Regions from separate parts of the Homo sapiens genome. Here regions 2 and 3 are each linked to region 1. The links are chromatin contacts, found by Hi-C or POLR2A ChIA-PET in ENCODE. All regions are on one chromosome and are shown on one strand. Each heading gives the region's core, a stretch centred on a gene start or an enhancer-like site at or near the end of the contact. The rest is flanking DNA. Distances are from core to core; before and after follow the strand shown.

What was found. Hi-C counts contacts between places; a loop is a spot of excess contacts on that map. ChIA-PET counts read pairs that join two places held with the same protein, here RNA polymerase II (POLR2A). Pooled maps may share reads with other maps.
Region 2: a loop to region 1 is called in a pooled map, with 4 times the contacts of the local background. The contact joins two enhancer-like sites. A Hi-C loop is called at or near these places in 2 of 168 maps with a recorded cell type or tissue (CD4-positive, alpha-beta memory T cell and CD8-positive, alpha-beta T cell), 1 of 37 single-sample maps with no recorded cell type and 9 of 50 pooled maps. POLR2A ChIA-PET finds 5 or more read pairs at or near these places in 3 of 52 experiments (GM10248, activated T-cell and activated naive CD4-positive, alpha-beta T cell).
Region 3: a pooled map shows a loop between it and region 1 (4-fold over the local background). The contact joins the promoter of THOC2 here to the enhancer-like site in region 1. A Hi-C loop is called at or near these places in 2 of 168 maps with a recorded cell type or tissue (CD4-positive, alpha-beta T cell and CD4-positive, alpha-beta memory T cell), 6 of 37 single-sample maps with no recorded cell type and 11 of 50 pooled maps. POLR2A ChIA-PET finds 5 or more read pairs at or near these places in 6 of 52 experiments (OCI-LY7, activated CD4-positive, alpha-beta T cell, activated T-cell and 2 more).

What each region holds. Positions count from the first base shown.
Region 1 is chrX:123,876,965-123,879,815 of GRCh38, reverse strand. The region is part of intron 1 of XIAP (X-linked inhibitor of apoptosis); the gene reads right to left. It also overlaps the pseudogene PARD6BP1. Among named protein-coding and RNA genes, the nearest start is that of XIAP, 18 kb to the right of the region's middle. Within about 2 kb of position 1,460, at least 5 of the 41 ENCODE cell types and tissues checked have a DNase peak (open chromatin) inside an H3K27ac peak, as active enhancers do; they include CD8-positive, alpha-beta T cell and OCI-LY7, where a contact is called at or near this core.
Region 2 is chrX:124,062,926-124,065,776 of GRCh38, reverse strand. It overlaps STAG2 (STAG2 cohesin complex component), which reads right to left. Exons shown (of 35, transcript NM_001042750.2): 18 at 2,783-2,851; 19 at 2,572-2,661; 20 at 1,726-1,929. Among named protein-coding and RNA genes, the nearest start is that of STAG2, 100 kb to the right of the region's middle. Within about 2 kb of position 1,601, at least 2 of the 41 ENCODE cell types and tissues checked have a DNase peak (open chromatin) inside an H3K27ac peak, as active enhancers do; they include CD8-positive, alpha-beta T cell, where a contact is called at or near this core.
Region 3 is chrX:123,731,704-123,734,554 of GRCh38, reverse strand. THOC2 (THO complex subunit 2) reads left to right here and starts at 1,503. Exons shown (of 39, transcript NM_001081550.2): 1 at 1,503-1,603. The coding sequence starts at 1,533. RefSeq lists an enhancer at 1,488-1,567.

The sequences.
Region 1 (2,851 bases), core at 211-2,710:
AGAATAAAGGTTATTTTAATGGGGAAAAGGATATAAGGTAGAATGCACGCCAGATTACCACTGTATGAAAATGTATACTTATAGACAAGACTCGGAAAGTAATATTAAATAAATCGAGAAAATGTTAAGGTGACGGGATTATAGGTGATCTTTTTCTCCAGAATGTCTTTAATAATATTGTCACTTAAAACCTCTCTTTCTGGCCAGGCGCGGTGGCTCACGCCTGTAATCCTAGCACTTTGGGAGGCCAAGGCAGGCGGATCACGAGGTCAGGAGATAGAGATCATCCTAGCTAACACGGTGAAACCCCGTCTCTACTGAACATTCAAAAAATTAGCTGGGATGGTGGCGGGCGCCTGTAGTCCCAGCTACTCGGGAGGCTGAGGCAGGGGAATGGCGTGAACCTAGGAGGTGGAGCTTGCAGTGAGCCGAGATTGTGCCACCACACTCCAGCCTGGGTGACAGAGTGACTCCATCTCAAAAAAAAAAAAAAAAAAAAACTCTTTCTGTGGTTTTGTCAACCACAGAAAAAGGCTATATCCAGTCACTGCTATGCCCTAAGACTTCAGACCCGTGTCTTCAATCATAGATGTGGATGTTCTCCCAGGAACTAAGCATCCCCTAGGACTCTATATCCAGGATGGTTCTAGCCTAAGGGAGACACCACATGGCTTAGAGAGCATCCCAGGGATCTTTTATATCCTGGCTTGTTCCAGGCCTGGCTCACAGCACAGAACTATGAACTGTTAATGATGAAGTTTTTAGAAGTTGATGGTACATAAGTTTCAGGGAAGCATCTCAATCAAGTAAACAGACATGATGAGTGCAAACAGCAGCCACCTCATCCTAACAGTGAGACCAGCAACCAGGAGAATAATGTTACTGGGAACAGTCAGACTTCTGGTAGCTCCAGCCAATCTGCTGATAATAGCCTTCTTGCCTAACCACAGCAGATTGAACCAAACTTTGAGCCAAAGGATGAAGACAGTGGGGAAGGTGACAATATTATTTAAGATAATGGTGTGCCACAGAAGACTGCTAAAGCCATTCCTACCATCAAAAGCCTGGAATCGTTAACATAAACAGAACAAACTCATTCTTGAGTCTCGATAGAATGATTTTACTTCTTCTAATTAAGTGAATTTAGCAGTAGTACAAACATAGAATTTGAAACATATGCTCCAGATCAAAAACTCTTAGAAGATGGAACTATCATAACATTATGAAACCATCATTTGAATGTTTTCTGAATGAGGATGTCATAGGACTTGTAAATTTGGGTAGTTTAAGAGCTTTTAAACCTCTGAGCCAACGACCCAGAATAAGCATGAGAACAATAATATTACAAGTTTGAAATGTTATTAAAATAAATAGAAACAGAAAGTAGATTAGTGGTTGCCTAGGGCTGGGGAGGGGGAAATAGGAAGTGACTACAAATGGTTACTGGGGTTGTTTCTGGAGTAATGAAAATGTTCTAAAATTAGATTGTGGTGATAGTTGCACAACTCTGCATATACTAAAAGCCACTGAACTATATACTTTAAATGGATCTTATGGTATATAAATTTTATCTTAATAAAGCTGTCAAAATGTTATTAAAATAGTAGTTTGGTAACTGCATAAACTTTGGTGGATCAGAGGTGATTTTAAGTCTAAAACAAAGAGGCTTTTGCTAATGAAATTACGTGCTTTTGATATGGAAAATGGGATGTTAGTACATTTTCAGAACTAGGTGAGAGGACTAAGTCATTTCTGTTTGAAGTGGTTACATATTTAACCTGTTTCACAGAGCCCAGTGAATTTTTCCTTTAACTATATTCTTTAAATTCTTTTTTTTTTTTTTTCTTTGAGACGGAGTCTCGCTCCCAGGCTGGAGTGCAGTGGCGCGATCTCGGCTCACTGCAAGCTCCGCCTCCCGGGTTCACGCCATTCTTCTGCCTCAGTCACCCGAGTAGCTGGGACTACAGGCGCCCGCCACCACGCCCGGCTAATTTTTTTGTATTTTTAGTAGAGACGGGGTTTCACCGTGTTAGCCAGGATGGTCTCGACCTCCTGACCTCGTGATCCACCCGCCTCAGCCTCCCAAAGTGTTGGCATTACAGGTGTGAGCCACCGTGCGTGGCTATATTCTTTAAATTCTAATGAGAAAAAGTTTGATTCTATCTCTTGGTACTGGAGGACCTCAGTTCTTATGTTCCCAGTATTCTTATTTCTAATGTTGTTCTTCTGTTGCTAATTGTAACAAATCACTTTCTGGAATGCTTTTAAGAAATTAAGCCAATTACTATTTTTAGGAGTTGCTTTCCATGTTATGAAGCACTTGAAGCTATGTTCCTGAATTACAAAATTCTCTGACAGTTGTTCACATTGGTGTTTGTACATCCTGTAGCTTATATATTTAAAAACTAATTCCAAACAGGTATAGTTTGTGTTGTAAAAAGCAGTTAATGGCCGGGCGTGGTGGCTCATGCCTGTAATCCCAGCACTTTGGGAGGCCGAGGCAGGCGGATCACTTGAGGTCAGGAGTTTGAAACCAGCCTGGCCAACATGGCGAAAACCCCATCTCTACTAAAAATACAAAAAGTAGTCAGGCGTGGTGGTGCATGCCTATAATCCCAGTTACTCAGGAGGCTGAGATATGAGAATTACTTGAACCCAGAAGGCGGGGGTTGCAGTGAGCCCAGATCATGCCACTGTACTCCAGCCTGGGTGACAGAGCAAAACTCTGTCTCAAAAAAAAAAAAAAAGGCAATTAATTCACTGACTCTGGTAATATGAGACTCTCTCCTTTAACATTCTTGTATTTACTCCTAATTTCACTAGAAAGCATTCCCTGTGTTTTGTGTGTCCA
Region 2 (2,851 bases), core at 352-2,851, 190 kb before region 1:
ACCCACAAATGAACTTTGTCATTCAATACCTAGATCTGGCCAAATTTAAGGCAATATGGCTGGGGAAGTAAGTCAACACAAGTTTATCATAGAAACATCACAACTGAGAGAAAAAACGAAAATGACATTCTTCTTTTTCTTCTAAGTAAACTTGACACAAAATTATAAAGGCATCTATTTTTTCACAGTAATAAATGCACTAGGACAATAAAATACTTAAATGACAAGAAGATCAGAAGGACAATACCTAAAGGACAAAATCTAAGTACCTTAAACATATATCATCATGAAGACATATGACACTAATCACAGATAAACAGGGAAAAACCCTCTGAAAAATGACTAGATATGCTGGTCCCATTTGGATATCAACATCTATTAATATACTTTTCAACTTAGGGTAACTTAACTTTCGAAAAATTTTACCAGTCTTACTACAGGAAACATAAAATTGCTTACACATTACTCAATCTACTGTGTTGAACTCTAGTTCTCTCAAAAAAGCACTTGTTTTTAAACTATAACTCTTCTACAAAGTAATTAAATTTAATTAAACCATTGCTTGATTTTAATTTGTCCTAATCAAAATTATATTCAGCCAAGAGTAGAGCTATTAAAATTTTTAACTAAGAATGTAATCATCGTACATCAACATATTTGCACAAACCTCCAATTAGTAAAACTTAATAAGCCCGGAATAACAATATACACCAAATAAAAGTTAAATGAGTAATTAATAAAACAAGAAAACTAGAAATCACAAAGTCCATATGATCTTACAGCATTAATGATAAAAGTGATGTGGAAAAGGCTAATGGCATTAATTTGACAATTATGAATTTTTATTTTAATCAAAAAAACTGAATGTAAATATATATTTCTGGAAAAAATAACAATCACAACAAAAATACAAGTGTATTTAAGTACTATGCACTAAGCCTCTTTGGAAATACAAGAGAAAACACAGGAAACTCCAACAGTAGCAGCGGCTATAATAATAATAACTTATTAAAGTTTTATAATATCAAAACCCAGACTGGATGTGTGGCTCACGCCTGTAATCCCAGCACTTTGCAAGGCCGAGGTGAGTGGATCACCTGAGGTCAGGAATTCGAGACCAGCCTGGCCAATGTGGTGAAACCCCATCTCTACTAAAAATACAAAAATTAGCCTGGTACAGTGGCACACGCCTATAGTCCCAGCTACTCAGAAGACTGAGGCCGGAGAATCGCTTGAACCTGGGAGGCAGAAGCTGCAGTGAGCCGAGATCGTACCACTGCGCTCCAGCCTGGGCAACAGAGAAAGACTCCGTCTCCAAAAAAAAAAAAAAAACATAATGTCCTTCCCTAACCTACACTGCCAAAACACTTAGAAATACTCTACTTTTTTTAGGCTACCTAGTCTAAATCTAGCTCTCCTTTTCTGTTCCATTAACACCCTATTCCTTAACAGCCCTGGTTCAATAAAAACCAGGTAACTGTTCAGATCATTTCTCAAAACAAAAAAGATGTTAGTTTTGCTTTCACCTTCTCTGAGTCACAGATTCTTACCACTTTCCTATTTTGGTGGAGGAGTAGCCTGATGAGTCATAGAATGAAAAGCCTGAACATCTTTTCAAAATACTGCTAGGGACTATCACCAAGACTTAACACTTGGGTGACTAATTAGCTTACTGCAGTAGAGGGGCTCAACTGACAAAATACTTGTAATAGTTATAATATATACCTCTTGCAGAAAATCTTCAAGAAGCCGGTTAAATTTATCTGCCAATTCATCTATCAGTTGACTTCTTGAAATATCTACTCTGTTGAAGATTGTGAACTCTTCATTACAGAGTGCATGGTAAGTTTTAGAACATGCTTCCAAAACATCTGTATCTGTGTGCTTCTCTACAATATTCCGGATCTGTCGCAATAAGGCATCCAAATGCTGCAAAATAATAATATTTTTCATCAAAACTAAGGCATATATGATAGGTATAAAGTGACTACATGACCATACCACCATGGAAAAAATTTTCAAATACAGTAAGTCTACAACACAGAGCGTACATTTTAAGGTGCTTTTCTAATCATGATAAATAAATACACTGATCCATCCATACTTTTTCCTCAACTTTAAGGGAGATATTACCTACCTCATAGGGCTATGGTGAGAATGCTAACATATACTAAGAGCTTACATTAATCCACAGAACATAGCAAAAGTGTTCAATAAATATTAGTTGATTTTGTCTTATAATTGTTATTATCGTCTATGGCCATACCACCCTGAATGAGCCCAATCTCATCTAATTGTTATTATCTAGTTATCCACCCCCAGTCTCTATAAATGATCAGTGACATAGTCATATAATAGCTAAGAATGAAGGTACAGTTGTGGGCATGAAGCAAAGGGAAGCATCATTACCGCCATTCTGTAAGTCAAACTAAAGTACAGAAGACCTAAGCTATAGGTTTCCTTTCTTAAAATACGTTCCAAAAAAACATTTTAAGAAATATAAACAAACGCTATGATATAATGAACTGAATAATTTTTCTTAAAGGTTTTTTTTACACAAAATAATCTTACCTTTTCTAATCGTCCAGTGGTATATATTTCCAAATCAAAGTACTGAGGCAACTGCAACAAGTTAGTCACCTTTTCTGCATCTACAGAGTACTGTGAAATATAAAGATCACGTTAAAAATATCACAATAAGAAAGCATTATAATATTCTGTGAGGCATTTAGGGAAAAAAAACTCATTTCTTAGTAACACTATGATATTGACACAAACTTACTTTTGCTAATAACTGAGGAAGGGCCACGGCAAAAAGCTCAGTGATTTTTGTCCTATCATCCAACTGTGT
Region 3 (2,851 bases), core at 254-2,753, 150 kb after region 1:
CCACCTTTCCCCCTTTTCTATTCCACAAAACCGCCATTGTCATCATGGCCCGTTCTCAATGAGCTGTTGGGTACACCTCCCAGACCGGGTGGTGGCCGGGCAGAGGGGCTCCTCACTTCCCAGTAGCGGCGGCCGGGCAGAGGCGCCCGTCACCTCCCGGACGGGGCGGCCGGCCGGGCGGGGGGCCGACCCCCCCACCTCCCTCCCGGACGGGGCGGCCGGCCGGGCGGAGACGCTCTTCACCTCTCAGACGGGGCGGCTGCCGGGCGGAGGGTCTCCTCACTTCTCAGACGGGGCGGCCGGGCAGAGACGCTCTTCACCTCCCAGACGGGGTCGCGGCCGGGCAGAGGCGCTCCTCACATCCCAGACGGGGCGGCGGGGCAGAGGCACTCCCCACATCTCAGACGATGGGCGGCCAGGCAGAGACGCTCCTCACTTCATCCCAGACGATGGGCAGCCGGGCAGAGACGCTCCTCACTTCCTAGACAGGATGGCGGCCGGGCAGAGACGCTCCTCACTTTCCAGACTGGGCAGCCAGGCAGAGGGGCTCCTCACATCCCAGACGATGGGCGGCCAGGCAGAGAGGCTCCTCACTTCCCAGACGGGGTGGCGGCCGGGCAAAGGCTGCAATCTCGGCACTTTGGGAGGCCAAGGCAGGCGGCTGGGAGGTGGAGGTTGCAGCGAGCCGAGATCACGCCACTGCACCCCAGCCTGGGCACCATTGAGCACTGAGTGAACGAGACTCCGTCTGCAATCCCGGCACCTCGGGAGGCCGAGGCTGGCGGATCACTCGCGGTTAGGAGCTGGAGACCAGCCCGGCCAACACAGCGAAACCCCGTCTCCACCAAAAAAATACGAAAAACAGTCAGGCGTGGCGGCGCGCACCTGCAATCGCAGGCACTCGGCAGGCTGAGGCAGGAGAATCAGGCAGGGAGGTTGCAGTGAGCCGAGATGGCAGTACAGTCCAGCTTTGGCTCGGCATCAGAGGGAGACTGTGGAAAGAGAGGGAGAGGGAGACCGTGGGGAGAGGGAGACGGGAGAGGGAGACGGGAGAGGGAGAGGGAGAAGGAGAGGGACCCGATTATTTTCTTTTATCTCAGCAGTCAGCAGGGCGTAATGTAATTTATTTGCTTATATTTATGGCTTTCCCAAAGACTATTATTTCTCTATTCCCAGTGTCTAGCACATATTAGGTGCTTGAAAAATGCGTGTTTGTATTAGTGGTTAGGGGTAGATATTACGGAAGAAGATGAAGTCTACTTGTTGGCCTGTGGATGGCATTTCTCTGTTCTAATGGGAAGTAAGGCCGAAGACTTCGGAGGGCGCAACCCGTGTAGTAACCTCGCAAAGGGGCCCGCGAGTCTCCACGTCGTTGGCTGCCTTGCCTCGGGTTTCCGCTGGGTGGAGAGGAAAGTGGGGCGGGAAATCGAAAAACGAACTCTCAGCTCCCGGCATTCCTCGTGGGCGGTGCTCCCCTTTGACCCTTCGCTCGCGTGCTACACATCCGGGCTTCTGCTACTAGTGAGAGGAAGATGGCGGCCGCGGCTGTGGTGGTTCCCGCAGAGTGGATAAAGAACTGGGAGAAATCAGGGAGAGGCGAATTGTGAGTGTTCGGGCCGGAGGCAGGCGCACTGCCGGGCCGGGCCAGGGCGTCAGCTGCACTCTCACCTGTAGTGGGAGGTTGAGGGGGAAAGATGTACCCCCTCCCCCACCCGGGCGGCGGGCGTGGATGGTCGTCTAGGAGTTTCGAACTCGGGGAGAGGTGCTGTTTACCGCCGCGGACCTCCTTCCTTCCCTGGCCTCCCAGAAATCGCTACTGCCTGCGGTAGCTCGGCTTCCTTTAGCCTCTTAGTAGAACTCTTATTCCGCCCCTGCAGGTCTCCGCGCTCCCTCTTGGTCTCTTTTTGTGTCCCCCTCTTCGCTTGATCTCACTTGGCTCCTTTATCTTTATGGGGCTGAGCCGGGGCAATTCGGACTTTCCATCTCTCTCTGTGCCATTTCTTCACTCTGCACCCGTTGGACTCCGCAGTTTGGAGCTTGGCGCCTCCTCTGCCTGAAGTCCAAGGAGGGCGAACCGTCCCGGATTCCCCTCCCCTCCTCTTCGCCCGCTGCCGCGAAGCCCGGGGCGCCGCGAAGAACCCGGTTTGGCACCTCTCGCCCTCCCGGGGAGCGGTCTCTCGACTGTCCCGGCCTCGCGTAGCGCCGTGGGGAAGTGTGGCAGGGATTGCCGCTTTCCCTGAAGAACCACCGACATTTCTTTGCTCCGTCTTTTCACCTTAGAGCTATTTCGGGTTGGATTCAACTTTCGTCATTAAATGTTCCCTAAACCCCATTTTATCCTGGGACTGCAACTAATTCTGGCAGCTCTCCAAGCTTCTCCAGTACCTAGGATAACGCGTTTCCTTTAGTCGTGAAACTTTCCCCCGTAACACCGAAAACAGTAATTTGCCATACCCCTAGTCTTCTCGCCCCCACGTTAGAGCGCTCCCTCCTCCCCTTCCCCTGGAAGGAGTCGTTTAAGCAGCAAAGCAAACCTCAGATATAAGAACAAATATTAATAACATCTCATTTCCTTCTCTGGGTCGCTTTTAGATGCTAAAGCTCAACCCTGGATGAAATTAACCCTCGTTAGCCATTTTTGTCGTCCTTGCCCACCCCTCTCCATTTCTAGTAGCCAGTTTACCGTGGCTCATGCTAAAGATTCAAATCTTTGTAACTTCGTTACTTGGAACGAAACACGAGGAACGCGTTGCCGGATCCCGCGCTTGTAATAGTGCCAGCCTATGTGGCTTCCTCCCCCGCACCCCCCGCACTGCTGTATGAAGTCTTAACAGTGTGAGCTCTAGAATTC